Linked DNA regions of Homo sapiens: region 1 is linked to region 2. Evidence: chromatin loops called from intact Hi-C (ENCODE). Cell type or tissue: GM12878. All regions are shown on one strand. Each heading gives the region's core, and the rest is flanking DNA. Links, peaks and the distances in the headings are about the cores only.

Evidence for each region. A loop is a pair of places that touch in the nucleus more often than their neighbours do. Peaks named below come from ENCODE experiments on the same cell type or tissue, not always from the same donor. Only the 100,000 strongest peaks of a DNase experiment are listed, where the experiment ranks them.
Region 1: it touches region 2 in a loop (2.8-fold over the local background); 7 of 110 quality-filtered maps call a loop at or near these places.

Annotation. Positions count from the first base shown.
Region 1 is chr5:81,207,013-81,217,356 of GRCh38, forward strand. It overlaps RASGRF2 (Ras protein specific guanine nucleotide releasing factor 2), which reads left to right. Exons shown (of 27, transcript NM_006909.3): 21 at 234-337; 22 at 1,342-1,426; 23 at 5,354-5,551; 24 at 8,864-8,943; 25 at 10,344. It overlaps LOC124901017 (a long non-coding RNA gene), which reads right to left and starts at 3,926. Exons shown (of 2, transcript XR_007058842.1): 1 at 3,047-3,926; 2 at 1-2,398. RefSeq lists an enhancer at 5,526-5,585. In GM12878, for the core only: a CTCF peak has its summit at 5,512 (motif pointing left); DNase peaks (open chromatin) are centred at 2,981 and 5,499.
Region 2 is chr5:81,281,936-81,292,279 of GRCh38, forward strand. All of the region lies in intron 1 of CKMT2-AS1 (CKMT2 antisense RNA 1), which reads right to left. Among named protein-coding and RNA genes, the nearest start is that of CKMT2-AS1, 14 kb to the right of the region's middle. RefSeq lists a silencer at 9,882-10,082. In GM12878, for the core only: no CTCF peak of the experiment used is centred there; no DNase peak of the experiment used is centred there; H3K27ac peaks cover 474 bases.

The DNA.
Region 1 (10,344 bases), core at 856-8,855, 76 kb before region 2:
GTCCTATCTGTGAAGCTCTGTGAGATGAACCACATTTGGTGTGGGGTCTAGCAGTTGGTCTAAGATATTCATGTTGGCTTTGATACTTTTAGCTTTCTGCCATTTTTTTCATAGTTAGAATTTAGTGGTGAACTTCATGCTTCCACACATGCAGCTGTCTGCCTCACTGACCTGCAATGAGATGGCAGGCGCCCTCTCCTGGGTGTTTCATTTCCCTCCCTCATCTCTTGCAGACTGACTGCATGAAGGCCGAATGCTTTGAGTCCTTGTCGGCCATGGAGCTGGCAGAACAGATCACCCTCCTGGACCATGTCATTTTCAGAAGCATTCCCTACGAGTGAGTGCCACCCCCCACAGCAGCAGGGCTCGGCTGCTCTAGCTGTCTTAGAAGTTGACATTATTCCTAAGGCAGGTTGTGTGTATGTCTGTCCCCTCAGTTCCTGTGTGAGTATCTACCAGTTGTTTCCATCCATGGAACTGGCACGCCTCTGTGTCCAGCACTCTGCAGGATGGGAGCAGGACCAACAACAGCAAGGGACAAAGAACCCTGCCCAGGGACTTAGTCAACCTGAGTATCAGAGTAATTTCGAGTGTTTTTAATGACTATACAAAATAATTCCTGTATGCTGCATCTCACTTGTCCCTTGTTTCTTGCTGTGTCTGGTGACCTGCTCAGGAATGAAGTGAATGATCAGGAATGCTGCCCTGAAGACAGCCCATCTGACCAGGTGGAGCTTCTGCCCCGCTGAACTGCCTGGTCAGGGCAACATGCGGTACAAGCCTAAAAGGAGCGCTTTTCAGCCCTGACCACCTGCGCCCTCCTGAGCGCTGGGGAGAACAAAACGCAATCCCTGCCTTTGAAATCTGCATCCTCCAGGAGAATGGCAGGCAGCGCAGAGTGGAGGGAGAAAATTCTGCTTCTGACTAACATTTTTGGTAGTGATGAAATTTTTGGACCCTCTGCTAAGGCTTAATGTTTTTAAAAGCTAATCCTGGGAAAATAGTCTTGATTTCTAAGGTAGTACTTAACCTCTTTATTTCCCTTGTGTTGGTTCTTGTTTTCCAACTTCAGAGAAGGCTTTATAGGATCCTAATAGGGACACAGTTCCAAACATTTATAAGAGAAAGCTGGAAGCTGAAGAATCTTCCTTTTTGGCATTGAGAGGTAAACTGCAACAGCCGAGGTAAAATTCACTTGTGAGGCTGGCAGCAGCAGGTGTCAGGAACCATTCTAGGCCATGTCAAATGGAATTTTTCTAATATTCGTGACAACTGTCCAGGATCATAGCCACCATATTTTTAAAAACTTAATTGGTTTTGTGTTTTGTTTTGAACTTCCAGGGAGTTTCTTGGGCAGGGGTGGATGAAGCTGGATAAAAACGAAAGAACTCCTTACATTATGAAAACCAGCCAACACTTCAATGACGTGAGTAACCGTAACAGTAAAACCGTGGGCGTGTCACAAGAAGATGGATATTGGGGTCTAAAGACTCCTCTAAAACAAAGCAACTCTGTCACCCACTTTTTTTTTTTTTTTTTTTTTTTTTTTTTTTTTTTGAGACAGAGTCTCGCTCTGTCGCCCAGGCTGGAGTGCAATGGCGTGATCTCAGCTCACTGCAACCTCCACCTCCCTGGTTCAAGCAATTCCCCTGCCTCAGCCTCCCGAGTAGCTGGGATTACAGGTGCATGCCATCATGCCTGGCTAATATTTTTGTATTTTTAGTAAAGGGGTTTCACCATGTCGGCCAGACTGGTCTCGAACTCCTGACCTCAGGCAATCTGCCTGCCTCAGCCTCCCAAAGTGTTGGGATTACAGGCGTGAGCCACCGCACCTGGCCTGCCACCCACTTTTAAACAGAATTGATGGGATATTGACGACAAGCTTAAATCTCTAAGAGCTCACAGTAATGTAATAATGTCCAATTAACTTCCTGACATAAAAGGTTCACCTTTGATGGTACCCAGTGCTCAATAATGTACAGGTTGCTGATCCTATTTTTATCATGATTATCACTACTTCCTGTTCATATATTGACTAACAGAGTGAGCAGTACATGTGTCACTGGCCCCTGGTGGTGTTGGTCACGGTAAGGCTGGGTTGGTGCAAGTCCTCATCATTACTGAACGTTCAGCCTGAATTACATTCCAGGGTTGGAAGGGGCCTCTTGGAGCATAATCACATTGTTGCTATAGTTCTGTGCAGCAGTGGCCAGCTGTCAGTCCATCTTACAGCTCTGCTTTTCCCCAGCGGTAAGATTGGGAGATGCTTTTATACCTCCCCGCTCTTCCTTAGTGCTGTTCTCATAGTCTTAGTCCTGTGGTAGAACAAGTAACAGGTGTGGGAGTGTCTTCTGGCCTATCCAGGCAACGGGAAGCCTCCCCTTCCAGTTTCACTAAACTATAGTAAAAGGAATAACGATTTTAAAAACAACAACAACAAACTACCAGGAACCCCATAGGTAAATTAATAAGTGATCTAGAATCAAAATGCAAAAATGACAGTTTAGATTCCCAAGACAGTGTTTCATGCAGGCTTTCCCCAAAGCACGTGGATGCTGTGTGAATGCTACCACACAATGAGCTTCAGTGCCGCTGCTGCCTAAAGGACAAGGGCATGGCCCATCTAGTGCCTGCCCTGAGAAACAGATTCCCTGCTGTGGGAAGCAAACCTCTGTTACCTGTGGTGAACCAACACAGGGGATATAATGGACACTCAAAGAGAGGTTCGATCCCAGGCTCCAGACCCACATGTCTCCTCTGCTGGGACGACTGCTACATTGCATTCTTGACAATTACAGATGGAACCTTTCATCTGCACCCCAGAGCCGCCAAGCCTGCTTCTTCATTGTCCTCTCTGTTCTCAGTCTTGGGTAGTGGCCTCACCATACACTCACTCACCCAAGCACAGGATCTAGACGTCATCTTCTCCCTTACCAGCTCACCCTTACCACTGCCCAACATATTTGCAAACTCTAAATCTACATATATCTCAGGCTCTTCCCCACCCTGCCTTCCCCGCTGCCACCACCTTGATGTGGCCTTTTACCTTGTCTCTCCAGGAGCTCCTGACTCATCTCTCCCCTGCAACCTCACTGCCCTCCAATCCATCTGTTAGGTTCAGAGTCAGGTTCCAGCCCATGCTGAGGTCTGAGGGGAGTGGGTGGATGCCTGAAAGAACACGTAGGGGGCCGTAGGTAGGTGAAAGATGATTTTGTTCAGCGGGCGCTCTCATCAGCAGCTGTCTCATTAGCAGCTCTTTCATCAGCAGCTCTCTTACGCTGTCTCTTCTGTCTCAGCTGCTTGAGCCAGTCGCTCCCGCGCACAGCTGTGTGGCCAGCTCTCACTTGCCTTCAGGGTCAGCAGCTTAACTCTTTCTCTGGGCATGAGCTCCTGTACAGTGTCAACAGGGCAATTATACCTTTTACAGACAATAGTGGCTTAGAGCCAAGTGATGGCCTTCCGTGTTATGGCTACATGGCTGTGATCACAAGTGGAGTTATACACCTGTGCTCTAAACTCACTGAGTCCCTCTGGCCCGGATGTCCACCTTGGCCTATCCTAGACCAAAGCACAGCCATGTACCTTAAACCATCCTGCATGCAGTGGCACAGGAATGACTTCTCTGAAAGGTCAATCTAATTATCTACCTCCCTTTGACAAAAATCTGTCAGTGGCTTCCCCTTACCTTAGGGATATGGTCCCAACCTGTCATACAAGAGCACAGCCCATCTGTCACCCTTGCCTCTCCCAGTCCTTGTGCCCCTCAGATGGCTGCCAGGTCCTCCATTACACCATCCCTCCCACCTCTGTCCCCTTGCTCTCATACTTAGATCCTTTAAGACTCAATGCAAGGCTGGAGACTGTAGCTCACACCTGTAATCCCAGCACTTTGGGAGGCCGAGCTGGGAGGATTGCTTTAGCCCAGGAGTTCAAGACCAGCCTGGGCAACATAGTGAGACCCTGTCTTTATAAATACAAAAAATTAGCCAGGCATGGTAGTGCACACCTGTGGTCCCAGCTACTTGGGAGGCTGAGGTGAGAGGATCGCTTGAGCCCTGGACATCGAGGCTCCGGTGAGCTGTAATCATGCCACTGTATTCCACCTGGGGCAATAGAGCAAGATCCTGTCTCCAGAAAAAAAAAAAAAAAAGACTCAGTGCAGGCGTGACCTCTTCCTAGAAGCCTCCTCTGTACTAGACCAGATGCCCCATGCTGCCTGTGTATTCCCAAACCCCACCGTGAATAGACTCAACTTTGTGTTTCGCTGCATGGCATTTACCTGTTTATGTATCTGCGACCCTCCCCTTCCCACCTACCTAGGCTCAGATTGCCTTAAGGTCAGGGATGGATTTATTTGTCTTTCTGTTCCCAGCACCTAAAAGAATCTATTCTATCCCATTTCCTCAATAGTTATTGGCAAGAACTTCTTCATCGAAATTACTGATTAACAAAACCACTTCTTCCCAGGACAAACTGGATTCCAAATAATTCCTCTCCTCACGCTAAGGATGCGCAGGCACTCAGTGAACAGCACTGCAGTAGGTGCTTTAGCGAATTTCCACAGTGATGGTGTTGAGGCACTATGAGATCTTAAGTGTCTTCAGAATCATCAAAGAATGGGTGAATCCATCAGACTTGGTGTATGGATATAAGATTACACGCCCTATATTCCCTTTGTTAATACGGTAATCTCATTTCACTTTTTTTTTCCTCTCCATATTACAAGAGCTGAGCTTCTTAAACTGGCTTTAAGTAATAAAATTACGGTACTTAGCCTCAAAACTATAGGTCCTTTTAACTGCTGGTGAAGAATAAGATGAAGAAAATGTTCTTTTCCTTGCAGCCAAGTGATTCTGGTTTGAGAGTTAATCAGCTCAGAATTTGATCTAACTGGGGGCAAGTGTTTTTTTCTTTCTCTGTGATAACTGTGGCTTCTCAGAGTGAGTAATCACACACTGTTGGGGGCCAAGGAGTAAAGGGAAAGGCCCCAGGGAGTGACATCCATGATCTACAGACATTGCCTTTCCGCAGGCGTTAGGTTATTCTGTCCCATTTCCTCAGTAATTATTAGAAATGACACCATCAAAATTGCTGAGGAACAAAATCATCTCTTCCCTCAACAAGCGGGAATCCAGATAACCCCTGTGTTCACTCAAAGGACAAACAGATGCTCATTAGTTTATTCTTATAGACTTTAGTCTCTTTAGAAAGTTGGTATCTAAATGTAGAATATGATCTTCAAGCTACTCAACACCCTGCCTTCCTGACAGGTCTGCAGATAATTTACATATTTTGCCTAAATGCACTGCTTGGGGCTCTTAGACTGCCTTTCGGGGCTTTTTGATTGTCTCAGATGAGTAACCTGGTGGCCTCCCAGATAATGAACTATGCTGATGTCAGCTCCCGTGCCAACGCCATCGAGAAATGGGTGGCAGTGGCGGACATCTGCCGATGCCTGCACAACTACAACGGCGTGCTGGAGATCACCTCGGCCTTAAACAGAAGTGCCATCTACAGGCTGAAGAAAACCTGGGCCAAGGTCTCTAAGCAGGTGAGCCTCAGCGTGTGACACAGCCTGCTGCTAAGAGGAGGAGAGGCTGGGAGATGGGAGCCAAGTTAAATATTACTAATTAGGAAATCATTAACTGAAATGAGCCGCTCAGTTGCCAAAGAAAGGTGCCAACATGGGTAATTACAGGGCTCTTACCACTTAATTGATTTCATTCATGTGCATTTCTAAAACATTCATTAAAGCATTTTGGGGGACAGCCACAAACAATGTGGTTGTCAGTCAAGAGTTGTTTCCTGAATTATTTCGGAGGGTACATTGATTTTGAGCAAGCACACTTATGTCCAGTGGGTCCATTCTTTCTCTCCCAGAGTGAGGGTGCAAACTCTGTGGGGCCAAAAGCCAGGGACAAAAGGCCTCATTTTTCACCTTTCTCTTGCTCATTCCTGTAGTAGATGTAAAGTTTTGGCATAATAATTTAGATGTGCAGAAATACAATTTTCATTTTCTTTCATTAATCTCAGCTTGCCTATGCCTGTCATTTTCACTCAGATAATTTCAAGATTCAAACTAAATCATGATTCTTCCCCTGCCCTTTCTCCTGGCCTTCTCCCTGGGTGTTGGGTGCCTTGGAGGGCATCTCTGGGCTTTTGGGCACCTGTCTGCTCCTCTGGCCTCCTGTGGTCATTCTTTGCTGATGATTCATTGGGTACAGGCTGCTGTGAATTGCCTGTACCTGGTGTCACCTGGCCTGCTTGCCCTGCCTGGGAACAATGCATGGTGATTGCACCCAGGGAGCCTGGCTGACCTCGTCTCAGGGGCGAGGGGGAAAGGGCCTCAAAGGGCCTCAGGGGAAGTTTCCAGGCTCTCACGTCCCATTGGTGCCAGAGAATAGAAGGGTCTACATCAGGCCCTCTCTGCCTAACCCTCCCCTGCCTTGCTGTGAACACCCAGAGTTGGTGAGGGGAATCTACAGAGTGCCACCTCCAGGGTCCCAGACCGGAAGATCTAGGTATGTTCTGCTGACATGGCCTAAAAACTGTCTCATTTTATCACCCTACTCTGAGGATTTAAGCCCCTCTCAGAGACACTCATTATTTCTTTTCCATCTTCATTTTGCCCTCCAAGCTTTTCCCTTTAGCATAGGAGAACAATTTAATTTCTCCATGTGGCAGGAAACCAAGCCTAAGTCCTATCTTTTATCTTACCTTTCTCAGAGTAAAAATGCAGTGCTCTGAGAATCCCAAATTTGGCCCCTTAGAACTCAAAAGTCCTCTTTTCTGTCAACAATGGACCTGGTAAATAAAAGCCACAGTTTTTAAAAATACTGGTTAAAAACAAAAAAACAAAAAAACAAACTTTTGTTTTGAGATGATTATAGCTTCACATGCAGTTGTAAGAAATAACGCGGGGATTCCCTGCACCTTACACCCAGTTTCCCCCAACAGCAGCATCTTGCACTACTACAGACAGTATCACAACTAGGAAATGAACATTGGTGCAATCCACCAGTCTTATCCAGATTTCACCAGCTTTCTAGGGATCACCAGCTATCACCAAGGGATCCCTAAATCTTAAAGTTTCCAGGCCCACTCCGTAGTTAAGTGATATTCTTGTCTTTGATAGGATGCTGGTTTAGGAATAACCGAACTGATCATGAAATAGAGATGATGAGACTAATATTGAAATGATTGTTTCAAAATTTGAATATACCATCTGTAGAGGCTCTAAATAAAATATTAGCATTTCAGTCACATTATAGGTCACTCACAGTGGCCTTAGCATGGGCTAGTGGACTGTCCCCCAGAGAGGCTGTCTCTAGAGCCAAGCGCCTTACTCCAGTCATGGTAGGTAGGGCCTGGTTGCAGATATACCCTGCTTCAGACACCTTTGATGACAACATCCGCTGTACAGCTGTCCCTTCTCTGCATCTGAGATCAGCCGGGGAGTTGTTCAGCAGGCCTGATAATCTGCACTCTGGAACCCACAGACTGGTCTGTTGCTGTAGGACAGGTTGTACTTTTGAAACTTTTTTGAGCAAGGTTAGCCCTGGACCAAGCATGCCATCTCTAAGAGCCCTCAGACACCAGAACTGGGAAGACAGCCCTTTGCCTCTCAGGAAGCTGTGCAGCTCCTCTCCAGGTGAGACAAAGTAGTTTGAGGACCCTCAACCTGGGCATTCCAAGTTCTTCTCCAGGCAGGACCTGGATCCTCCATGCCCAGCCACGCTGCCTGGATGTGGGTATTCCCAGGAATGGGTTATCCTCCCCAAGGGCCACCCTACCACTCTCCTATGTTCATGGAAGAAACCCCAGACCAATGTCAACAACAATGTTATTTCTCAGTAATTATCAGTTATACTTCTCTAACAAATGGATGAAGAAGATCACAAAAGAAAAGATCTGTAGTAGAGGACATTGCTTAGTCAATACCAAGGTAACCAAACATGTGCTTTAGTCATTTGGAGATTAACACTCTAAAGGGTTCATCGCAAAAGCTGTCTGACATGAGACCTCTCCTTTAAGATTCTATATTCGGCCTGGTGCAGTGACTCATGCTGTAATCCCCACATTTTGGGAGGCCGAGGCGGGCAGATCACTCGAGGTCAGGAGTTTGAGACCAGCCTGGCCAACATCGTGAAACTCTGTCTCTACTAAAAGTACAAAAGTTAGCCGCATGTGGTGGCATGCGCCTGTAAATTCCACTTGTCAAAAATAATTGACAAGCACATGCTGAATATAGAATCTTTTTTTTTTTTTTTTTTTTTGAGATGGAGTCTCGCTCTGTTGCCCAGGCTGGCATACAGTGGCGCAATCTCGGCTCACTGCAACCTCCGCCTCCCGGGTTCAAGTGATTCTCCTGCCTCAGCCTCCCGAGTAGCTGGGATTACAGGCATATGCCACCATACCCGACTAATTTTTGTACTTTCAATAGAGATGGGGTTTCACCATGTTAGCCAGGATGGTCTCAAACTCCTGGCCTCAGGTGATCAACCCGCCTCAGCCTCCCAAAGTGCTAGGATTCCAGGTGTGACCCACTGCACCCGGCCTACTTGTCAGTTCTTTAAGTGCCTAAGTTTTCTATCCGTTGCAGTGTTTCTTTCCACACATTTTTGCTCTCTTTTTGGCTAAATGTGTAGATACAGGCACTTCCTCTTCTCCATATGTTGTTAACATTAAATGTAAACATAATGCCCTGTCTCTACATCTTAGAATCCTATCACACAATGACCTTTATTCTGGCAAAGGTGTCAGCACCTGTCACCAAAGAAGAGAACTGAACATCTTTTGGCAATTCACTGTCTTTTTAAACCATAGTATTTTCATCACACTAAGTTTTTTCTTTTCTTTTTAGACAAAAGCTCTAATGGACAAACTTCAAAAGACTGTTTCCTCTGAAGGAAGATTTAAAAATCTTAGAGAAACCCTTAAAAAGTATGTCTATCTTAATTATTAAATTATTCATAATTCAGAAATATATTTACATAATGTATATAGTATACAAACAGTGACCTACCACCTACTTTGCTTTGAAAAGAAAAATAAATGGGAAACAACTTGTATCATCTAGGTATTTTTCTGATTGTCCTTATTATTTGGAATACTGTGCATACAGTAATTGTCTTATGGATATACTCATGGCATGCAGATTAAGAATTAAGAAGGTAATACCACCATAATAAATCGGACTATCTTTTACTGTAAAAATGTTCTTGATTCAGTTATTTCCTAATCTAAGCACAATTATTTCCTGTGAGTTTTATTTAAATATTCCAGCACCTGTTGATTATTATTTTTGATCTTTGGTTTCTAGATTATTCCCTTTCTACACACACACACACACACACGCACACACACACACACAAACACACACACACGCAGAGAGAGAGAGAGTTTGAGATTCTCCTGCAACTGGTATTCTCATGATCTACCACATGTACTTTGGAAAAACATGAGTCCTGTGATGGTATGAGTGAAAGCAAGACTAAGACTAATAATAATAATAATAGCAATAATAGCAACAACAGCAATAATAGTATAAGAACTAATTACCAAAGTATTTACTAAATGACAGGTTTCATGCTAAGTGCTTGATGTGTCTTATGTAAGCCTCACAAGAAATTCAAGAGATAAGCTTTTCTATCTCCATTTTACAGAAGAGGAAACTGCAGTTCAGAGAATGTTCCCAGTATCACTTAGTAATTGGTCAAGCTGGGATTTGAACCCAGCTCCTCCCGCATCAAAAGCCCATGTGCTTAGCCTCCGGCCTCTGAGAAGACCAAGTATACCCAGCTCTCTCTAAAAACCAAACAAAACAGTGTCTCACCTTAGTCTGAGTTGTGATGTTAAGTCTACACTTTCTAAAACATTTAAGTACCAACTAAAACAGAAAACAAGTTTTTACCAGTGCAAAGCTCTAACTGCATGGATTTTTCCATCTAGTTCATCAAGGCTGAATACTTGATTTAAAGAGGTAAGACCATAGAGGTTTCCCTCCAAGCTTCTACCCCTCAAAAAAGTGTGGGCAGTTTACAAGTATTGCAAACAATTACTGCTAGCAAATGCTTTGTATTTGTCTCTAAGATATCCTGTTGTTTGAATATGCCATTTTTTTTCAAACACGTAGTAAAGCAGGGGCTGTCATTTTGTATTATATTCTACTGTGAAATGTGTTTAAAATTCTGCGTATTATGAATATGCTTCTGAAACTGAAATAAAAAGGTTTTGCTCTTCAGTACCAAAGGAGGATACTTTAATCCTCCTTTGTTTAATTTGGGGAGGGAAATAGACATTTATTCAAATGAGTCTCAGAACAGTGCCTCTTGGTCTTGCAGT
Region 2 (10,344 bases), core at 1,460-9,459:
AGAAAAAACCAAACAACCCCATCAAAAAGTGGACAAAGGATATGAACAGACACTTCTCAAAAGAAGACATTTATGCAGCCAAAAGACACATGAAAAAATGCTCATCATCACTGGCCATCAGATAAATGCAAATCAAAACCACAATGAGATACCATCTCACACCAGTTAGAATGGCGATCATTAAAAAGTCAGGAAACAGGTGCTGGAGAGGATGTGGAGAAATAGGAACACTTTTACACTGTTGGTGGGACCGTAAACTAGTTCAACCATTGTGGAAGTCAGTGTGGCAATTCCTCAGGGATCTAGAACTAGAAATACCATTTGACCCAGCCATCCCATTACTGGGTATATACCCAAAGGATTATAAATCATGCTGCTATAAAGACACATGCACACGTATGTTTATTGCGGCACTATTCACAATAGCAAAGACTTGGAACCAACCCAAATGTCCATCAATGATAGACTGGATTAAGAAAATGTGGCATATATACACCATGGAATACTATGCAGCCATAAAAAATGATGAGTTCATGTCCTTTGTAGGGACATGGATGAAACTGGAAACCATCATTCTCAGCAAACTATCGCAAGGACAAAAAACCAAACACCGCATGTTCTCACTCATAGGTGGGAATTGAACAATGAGAACACATGGACACAGAAAGGGGAACATCACACACCGGGGACTGTTGTGGGGTGGCGGGAGGGGGGAGGGATAGCATTAGGAGATATACCTAATGCTAAATGACGAGTTAATGGGTGCAGCACACCAACATGGCACATGTATACATATGTAACAAACCTAAACGTTGTGCACATGTACCCTAAAATTTAAAGTATAATAAGAAAATTTAAAAAAAAAACCAGTACACACATATATGAATATCCAAGTGAATGTATGTAAAATCCAAATAAAGATTTCATGTAACAGAAGTTACCCTTACAATCTGAGATGCACTCTGATACTTTATTCTATACTGTCTTAAACTCTTCCAGTTTTAAAAAATTCTGATTGTAATACATTAAATGGATTTCACAAGACATTAAGGGGATAAAATTCAATTTCAAAAACATAGACTTAATTACCTGGCTCAATAATCATTAAATTCCCTCCTTCATTCTTTTTATTCTTCATTCAACTCTAAATACTTTGTTCCATTTTATTCTCCATGTTTTTTGATGAAAAGTTTATGGTTATGCAAATAGTTGTTTTTCTATATGTAATGTGTCATTTTTCTGACGGCTTATAAGATTTTCAGCAGTTAATGTGCCTAGGTGATTTTCTACATATTTATACTTGAGTTTCACTGGGCTTCTTATGTTGATTTATATCTTTTACAAAGTTTGGAAAGTTTTTGGCTATCATTTCTTCAAATGCTTTTTTCGGCCTCATTCTCTCTTTTAGGACTCATAATTAGACATATACTGGACCTACTGCTATTGTTCCACAGTACTCTGAGTGTCCATTTTAAAAATAATTTCCCCCCTTTTCTGTTTATTCAATCATTTCCTTTTCTTCAGAATGAATAATTTCTATTGTTCTATCTTTAAGTTTCTAAATTCTTACCTCTCTATTCTACCTCTGTTCTCTCTATTCTGCTACTGAGCTCAACCAGTGATCTTTTATCATCACAGATATTGTAACTTTTACTTCTCAAATTTTTTTTTTTTTACATATTCTATTTCTCTGCTGAGATATTCCATCTTTTCATTCATTGTAAACATCTTTGCCTTTATTCATTGAGCACAGTTAGAATAGCTGGTATAAAGTCCTTGTGTTATATCTTTTGGTCACCTTGTTCATCTCTGGGTAAACCTGTTGGCTGTCTTTTTCTTGTCATATTTTCCTAGTTCATTCTCTGTCAAGTAATTTTGGATTGTATCCTGGACATTGAGAAAGTTATATTTAGTATAACCTGAGTTCTACCGTATTGCTTTAAAAATGACTGAGGTATTTGTTTTAGCAGGCAATTACCTTGATTAGACTCAAACTGTGGTCTCACCTGCAATGACTGCAAGTTCAATATACAGTTAAGTTACTTAAGCCTCAGTGGTTGTTTTGAAGCTGCTTCATTCATGTGTAGTTCAGGGGTCAAGTAAAGATTTGAGCAGAGTTCATCCAGAGAACCTGGACCTCCACTTCTCTGGGTCTCTCCTCTAGAATACCCCCTTCTGGTGGCTATGCTTATTCCAGGCTCCATTTCCTGGTTTACTAGGCCAGAAAAGAGCTTGGTTCTCTACTGGAATCTTAGCCACTCCGTGCTGTACAGTATCTATGGCACATGCAGGCTAATGTTGCAAAATATGAAATGTACTTTGTGCAATCTCAACCTCTAAGATTTGAATACTCTCCAAAAGCTACCTGCTTTTTTCCAATCTCCAGAGTTCTTGTATAATTTTAAAAATTTAATCAGAGTTTATAGTTCTTATCTGTAGGAGAATGAGCCTATTGGGAGCATACTGCACCATAGAAGTAGACCTTTTTCTCCTTCCAAGACTTTTAAAGAAAACTGATTCTATTTTAATAGGAAAGGGGAGGGAAAAATTAATCTTCTGACAAAACACTTTAAAGTCATCAATAAATTAATTCCAAATGAAGGAAGAATACAATTCTTTTCATTGGGATAAGTGCAATAAATTACAATATCTGTGGAAAGCCAACTATATCCACAATTACATCAAATATAGTTGGCTGGGCACAATGGCAGATGCTTGTAATCCCAGCACTTTGGGAGACCGAGGTGGGCAGATTGCTTGAGGTCTGGAGTTTGAGACCAGCCTGGTCAACATGGTCAAACCCCATCTGTACCAAAAATACAAAAATTAGCTGGGCATGGTGGTGCACGCCTCTAATTTCAGCTACTCAGGAGGCTGAGGCATGAGAATTCCTTGAACCTGGGAGGCAGAGATTGCAGTGAGCCAAGATTGTGCCACTGCACTCCAGCCTGGGCAACAGGGCGAGACTCCGTCTCAAAAAAAAAAAAAAAAAAAAAAAAAAGGACAAACTACAGCTATGGGCAAAATCTGACTCATCATAGCCACACATTCATATACATATTGTCTGTGGCTGCTTTTGTACTACAATGGCAGATCTGAGTAATTGCAACAAAGACCATATCGTCCACAAAACTCAAAATATGTAGTATGTGGCTCTTTACAGAAAAAAAAAAAAAAATTGTGTCAATCCCTGGTCCAAACACTCCACTTAAAAGGCAGAGACCATTAGGGTGCGGAAAAAATGTTAAAAACCAATGATATCCTGTCTACAGGAAACTCACTTTAAATATAAAGACACAAAAAGTAAAAGGATGAAAAAAGACATACCATGAAAATACCAATCAAAAGAAAGAGTGTTCTATTTTATTACTAAAGTATACTCCAGAAAAAAAGCATAAAGGGGGGCATTTCATAATTATGCACATGTCAAATTCATTAAGACTTAAACATTCTAAATATGTGCTCATCTAATAACAAGTTTCAAAATATATGATGCCAAAACTAACAGAACTGTAAGAGGAAATAGACAAATATGCAATATTTCTCTTTTAGAATTCCATAGAACAAGTAGACAAAGTATCAAGAAAAATCCAGGAGACTTAAACAAGAATATCAGCTGTGTTTGGAGCTGCCAAGAAGCAGGTACCAAGACAGGATTTAACACGAAAGTGATTTTTGTGGGAAAGGATAAGAAGAGGTAGATACTTTCAAATCAGTATGCTAGACTGAGAGGGAAGGCGGCAAGAAGGGGTAGGAAAAGTCCTAGACCAAGAAAGGTTCAACTAGGCCAATGGATTCAGCCGTCTTCACACCTGCTGTAAGAGTTTTGCATCTCCTAAGGCAAGAACGGACTTTACTCAGTTATGAGCTGAACGTAGACTACAGGAAGCCTGGCCTCAGCATCAACACAATGGTTCATCCAGAGGGGCAGTAACTGAGGTTATTTGTCAATTATGGTCCCTGCAAGAGGGAATTTCAGTTATATATTTTCATGGCCACCACAGTCCACTGTGCATCATACAAATTTACTTCAGGGAAAAGCTCTTCCATGACTTCCATGGGTCTCACATCCTAAGGAACATCTTAGAAGAGGGAGGTTAGTGGTATGAACTAAAGCCCCATTGCTGCTACTCATCTTCAACCTCCTCCATTATCTATTCTAAATTTCCCTCACTTTCATCTATCACCTTGATAGACTTTGGTGGCTTACTTCATTGTGTAAACCAAACATTCAGCCCTGAGCCTGCAATTACATGCTGTCAGGCCAGGGTTGTATCACATCTCTGTCGAGTTACAACAGGACAAATTAACAGTAAGCACCAGGAGGCAGCCAAGTGTCTTATTCCCCACTGCTCCCTGCTCTATGTAAAAGCAGCCTTTTTTTTTTTTTTTTTTTTTTTGGTTTTTTGTTTTGTTTTGTTTTTGAGACAAGGTCTCACTCTGTTGCCCAGGCTGGAATGTAGTGGCACAATCATAGCTCAATCTCCTGGGCTCCAGCAATCCTCCCACCTCAGCCACCCGAGTGGCTGGGACTTCAGGTATGTGCCACCATGCTTGGCTAATTTTTAACTTTTTTTTTTTTTTTGATAGAGATGAAGTCTCACTACATTGCCTAGGCTGGTCTTAAACTCTGACCTTAAGTGATCCTCCCGCCTCAGCCTCCCAAAATGCTAGGTTTATAGGCATAAGCCACCACACCTGGCCCGCTCTACCTTTCTGCTCCCAAAATTGACTCCCCCTTTCACAACAGCAACTCCTCTTCTCACCTGTAGTTCCAAGAGAAAAAACATTTCTTTATTCCTTTTGATTGTCAAAAACTATTTCATACCAACTTTTTGAAATTTAAAATTGAATCAAGCATAATTTTTAAGTGCAAATCAAGGATATATAGCTGTTACTCAATTTTAATGGGGAAAAGCTTTGTTATGATAGAATATCTAATGTATTTGATAGTCATTCATTTCTTATCTATGCAGGGAACTATCCAGGAGCTTAAAATTTTATTGGGAGACAGAATACATGAGGGGGCCTCAAAACCCTCAAAAAAAAAGTTAAGGTCAGTTAATAAGATTTCCATCTAAAAATTAAACTAGAAAAATCTGCACATAGTGGAGATTAGCCATCTGTAAAATGAAACCAAAGAACCATCCAGGAGGCAAGATTGGAATTGGAAGATTCAGAAAAGGATGCTGAACCAACTTCATTTTACCCTTTCTATAAAAAACACTTTTTTTTTTTTAACAGAGAAGGCAAATGGTTATCATGGAACCTAAAAAAGGGGAATTAAGAGATCATTACTGGGCCAGGAGCGGTGGCTCATGCCTGTAATCCTAGCACTTTGGGAGGCCGAGGCAGGTGGATCAACCTGAGGTCAGGAGTTTGAGATGAGCATGGCCAACATGGTGAAACCTCATCTCTACTAAAAATACAAGAAATTATCCGGGTGTGGTGGCAGATGCTTGTAATCCCAGCTACTCGGGAGGCTGAGGCATGAGAATCACTTGAACCCAGGAGGCAGAGGTTGCAGTGAGCCGAGATCGCACCACTGCACTCCAGCCTGGACAACAAGAGTGAAACTTCATGTTAAAAAAAAAAAAAAAAGAGCGAGATCGTAACTGATGAATAAACCTTCAGCACCATCAGAGAAAGCTCTATTCACCCTAGGGGTTAGACTGTTTGACCATGTTCAACCAATCACTTATCTGAGTGCTGTGAAAACACCCACACCAGAAATGAAGGATTAAAGAGGTATACCATAATTAATCATGTATTCATTCTGCAAACATAATCTATATCTGAAAATGAGTAAACCTAGTTTGAGGTATGTAATTATGAAACTGTAAAAGCAGGATTTAAGAAGAGTTTTTTAATAGCTTCATGAAACTTACGAGTTATAGTGGAAATCCAATGAACTGATATTATCATTTACTTTTTACTATATACATCAGATTCCCTATTCTCCAAAAGTGTATTTGACTCATAAGCTGTATCTATTTTCAACCTGAATGCCAAATTTTGGCATCATCACAAAATCTTTGTTTGCATAAAACTTATTTTTGGCATAAAAGCAATTATGAAAATAGAAAACTCTTTTAAATAATGTAGATGAGGCCAAAAAGGAAGACACTGGGCTCTTGTAAAAACTGTACTGCTGAAGACACGTGCAAACATGCATGAAACAGATGTAAATATAGACACAATTTGTGAACACTGCAGACAGGGCCTGAATTACTTGGAACTCATCAGGACTGATGAGGCACTAACTGCATTCAGGTGCACTTCAATCAGAACTAGATTATACCATTAAAATTAACGAGCCATAAGAAGACTTTAATGAATAAAAGAGGACTGGTATTAAAATCTTTTACACATTTTACTCATTTGGCAACAATGTGGTTAACAGTGCAGTCACATCTCTTTGTGGTAGACAGGCAAAAAATTTAATTATTCAAGTTTTTTTTTTTTTTAAGATGGAGTCTCGCTCTGTCGCCCAGGCTGGAGTGCAGTGGCACGATCTCAGCTCACTGCAACCTCTGCCTCCCATGTTCAAGCAGTTCTCTTGCCTCAGCCTCCCGAGTAGCTGGGATTACAAGGGCCTGCCACCACGCCTGGCTAATTTTTGTATTTTTGGTAGAGACGGGGTTTCACCATGTTGGCCAGGCTGGTCTCAAACTCCTAACCTCAAGTGATCCGCCCACCTCAGCCTCCCAAACTGCTGGGATTACAAGCGTGAGCCACCGCGCCCAGCCTTAAGATGTTTTTTAAGTAACACACTCTCTGGCACATCGCTTCGATATTCACTTAAATGGCCTATTGGAGGCCGAGGAGGGCGGATCACGAGGTCAGGAGATTGCGACCATCCTGGCTAACATGGTGAAACCCCGTCTCTACAAAAAAAATACAAAAAAAATTAGCTGGGCGTGGTGGCGGGCGCCCGTAGTCCCAGCTACTCCGGAGGCTGAGGCAGGGGAATGGCGTGAACCCAGGAGGCGGAGCTTGCAGTGAGCAGAGATCGAGCCACTGCTTTCCAGCCTGGGCGACTGAGGGAGACTCTGTCTCAAAAAAAAAAAAAAAAAAAAAAAAGAGATCAACTTATCTGTATCTGTCTTTTGCCATCCTGTTATTTCTTAAAATAGAAACAAAACATCTTTCTCTGATCCCAAATTTTCTCATTATACTGCTGAGATGTTGTTTTTTCCCTCTTTTAAGTTGTTAGTGCTTTTCTAAGCCAATAAGGCCCCAATTAAAAAAAAAAAAACTCTTTTCTAGGAATATATTCCCCATTCCATGACAGGGATGGAAAGTCCAACCATCTTCAAATAGGGCTACTATAACATTCTGCAATATATAAAGTTGGCAAGGAAAGATGAATATTTGTCAGGTATCAATGTGTACTTTATTATTAGCCCAGCAAGTAATAGAAATATTAGACAATCTCAGGAAGATAACATGGCCATATCTCTCAGCACAGGGAAGGAAACAGACATTTAAAATTCTGGATCCACAAAACCTCACATATCAATATTAATCTTGAATGTAAATGATCTAAATGCCCCCACTTAAAAGGCGCAGAGTGGCAAGTTGGATTAGAAAAGCAAGACCTATCCATCTGCTGTCTTCAAGAGACCAATCTCACACATAAGGACACCCACAGACTCAGTAAAAGGTTGGAAAAAGATCTATCATGCAATGGAAAACAAAAGAGCAGGGGTCGCTATTTTTATATCAGCTAAAACAGACTAAACCAATAACAGCAAAAAAAAAAAAAAGGACAAAGAAGGGCATTATATAATGATAAAGGGTTCAATTCAACAAGAAGATGTAACTATCCTAAATATATATATGCACACAACACTGGGGCAACAAGATTCATAAAACAAGTACTTCTACATCTACAAAAAGACTTAAGACAGCCACCCAGTAATAGTGGAAGACTCCAACACCACACTGACAACATTAGAAAGATCATCAAGGTAGAAAACTAACAAAGAAACTCTAAACTGACATTTGACATTTGACCAACTGGATCTAATAGACATCTATAAAATACTTCCACCTATCAACCACAGAATATACATTCTTATTTTATGTTCTGGGGTACATATGCAGGATGTGCAGGTTTGTTACCTAGGTAAATGTGTGCCATGGTGGTTTGCTGCACCTGTCAACCCATCACCTAAGTATTAAGCTCAGCATGCATTAGCTATTTTTCCTGATGCTCTCCCTCCCCTAGCCCCTGACCCTGCCTACAGGCCCCAGTGTGTGCTGTTCCCCTCCCTGTGTCCATGTGTTCTCATTGTTCAACTCTCACTTATAAGTGAGAATATGCAGTATTTGGTTTTGTGTTCCTGCTTTAGTTTGCCACAAGACACATTCTTATATGCACATGGGAACATACTCCAAGATCAACCACATCCTGGGCATAAACCAAGTCTTAATAAACTAAAAAAAAAATCAAAATCATACCAACCATACTCTCAAAGTATAGTGGGATAAAAACAGAAATAAATGCCAAGAAGATCGCTCAAAACCACACAATTACATGGAAATTAAACAACTTAGTCCCAGAGGACTTTTGGGTAAACAAGAAAATTAAGGCAGAAATCAAAAAATTCTTTGAAAGAAATGAAAATAGACAACATACCAAAATATCTAAGATACAGCAAAAACTGTACTTGAAATGTTAGAAAAATCTCAAATTAATGACCTAACATCAGACAGAGGAACTAGAAAAATAAGAACCCCAAAGCTAGCAGAAGAAAAGAAATTTTAGTTATTTCAGAGCAGAACCAAACAAAATTCAGACCCAAAAGTCCATACAAAGAATCAACAAAACCAAAAATTGGTTTTCTGAAGGATAAAAAAGATCACAGACCACTACCTAGATTAACAAAGAAAAAAGAGAGATGATCCAAATAAGCACAGTTAGATATGACAAAGGTGGCCAGGCATGGTGGCTCATGCCTGTAATCCTAGCACTTTAGGAGGACAAGGTGGGTGGATCACTTGAGCCCAGGAGTTCAAGACCACCTGGGTAACATGATGAAACCCTGTCTCTACAAAAGTTAGCTGGGCATGGTGGCATGCACCTGTAGTCCCAGCTACTTGGGAGGCTGAAGTGGGAGGATTACCTGAGCCTAGGGAGGTCAAGACCTCAGTGAGCCAATGATCATGGCACTGCATTCCAGCCTGGGCAAAAGGGTAAGACCCTGTCTCTAAATAAATGACAAAGGTGATATTACCACCAATCCCACAGAAATACAAAAGATACTGAGAGACTATTATGAACACCTCTATGCACACAAACTAGAAAATCAAGAGGAAATGGACACATTCCTGGAAACACACAATCTCCTAAGATTGGATCAGGGAGAAACTGAAATCCTGAATAGACCGGTATCAAGTTCTGAAATTGAAACCAGTGATAAAAAAAATCTATAAGCCAATAAAAGCCCCAGACCAGATGGATCCACAGCAGAATTCTAACAGACATACAAAGAAGAGCTGGTACCAATTCTACTGAAACTATTAAAAAAAAAATCAGGGAAGAACTCCTTCCTAAATTATTCTATGAAGCCAGCATCACCCTGACACCAAAACCTGGCAAAGACACAACAAAAGAAAAAGAAAACTATATGTCAATATCCCTGATGAACACAGATGCAAAGATCCTGAACAAAAATACTAGCAAACTGAATACAACAGCACATCAAAAAGTTAATTTACTACGATCAAGTAGGCTTCATTCCCAGAAAGCACAGTTAGCTCAACATGTGCAAATCAATAAATGTGATTCAGCACATAAACAGAAGTAAAACAAAAACAATATAATCATCTCGAAAGACACACAAAAAAGCTTTTGATAAAATCTAATATCCCTTCATGATAAAAATCCTCAAGAAACTATGCATCAAGGTGTTGTGGCTCCTTCACTCCCATAGTTCAGTGAGTTCCAAGTTCTTGTCCCATGACCAAGAGGAATGAGGTTCACGGACACCAGAGGGTAAGTAAGGCATAGATTTTTATTAAGTGACAGGAAAAGCTCTCAGCAGCAACAGGTGACCTGAAAGTGGGTTGATGCCTATGGGCTTGTCCCCAGAGGTTTCTGTCCCCTCTTTCCAGGGGCGTTTTTCTCATTTGCATCTTGCACAACCCTCTATGTCCTGGTTGCTTCCTGGTCCCACTTCTTTCTGCACAGGTGTGTTCTTCTCCAAAGCTACTCCATCTTAGTTATTACCCATAAACATCACAGAAAAGCCCACATGGCAGGGGGGTGAAACTACCATGCAGATGTCATGTTAATGACTTATATATAATGAGCTGGGTCAAGTTAAGGATGTTACG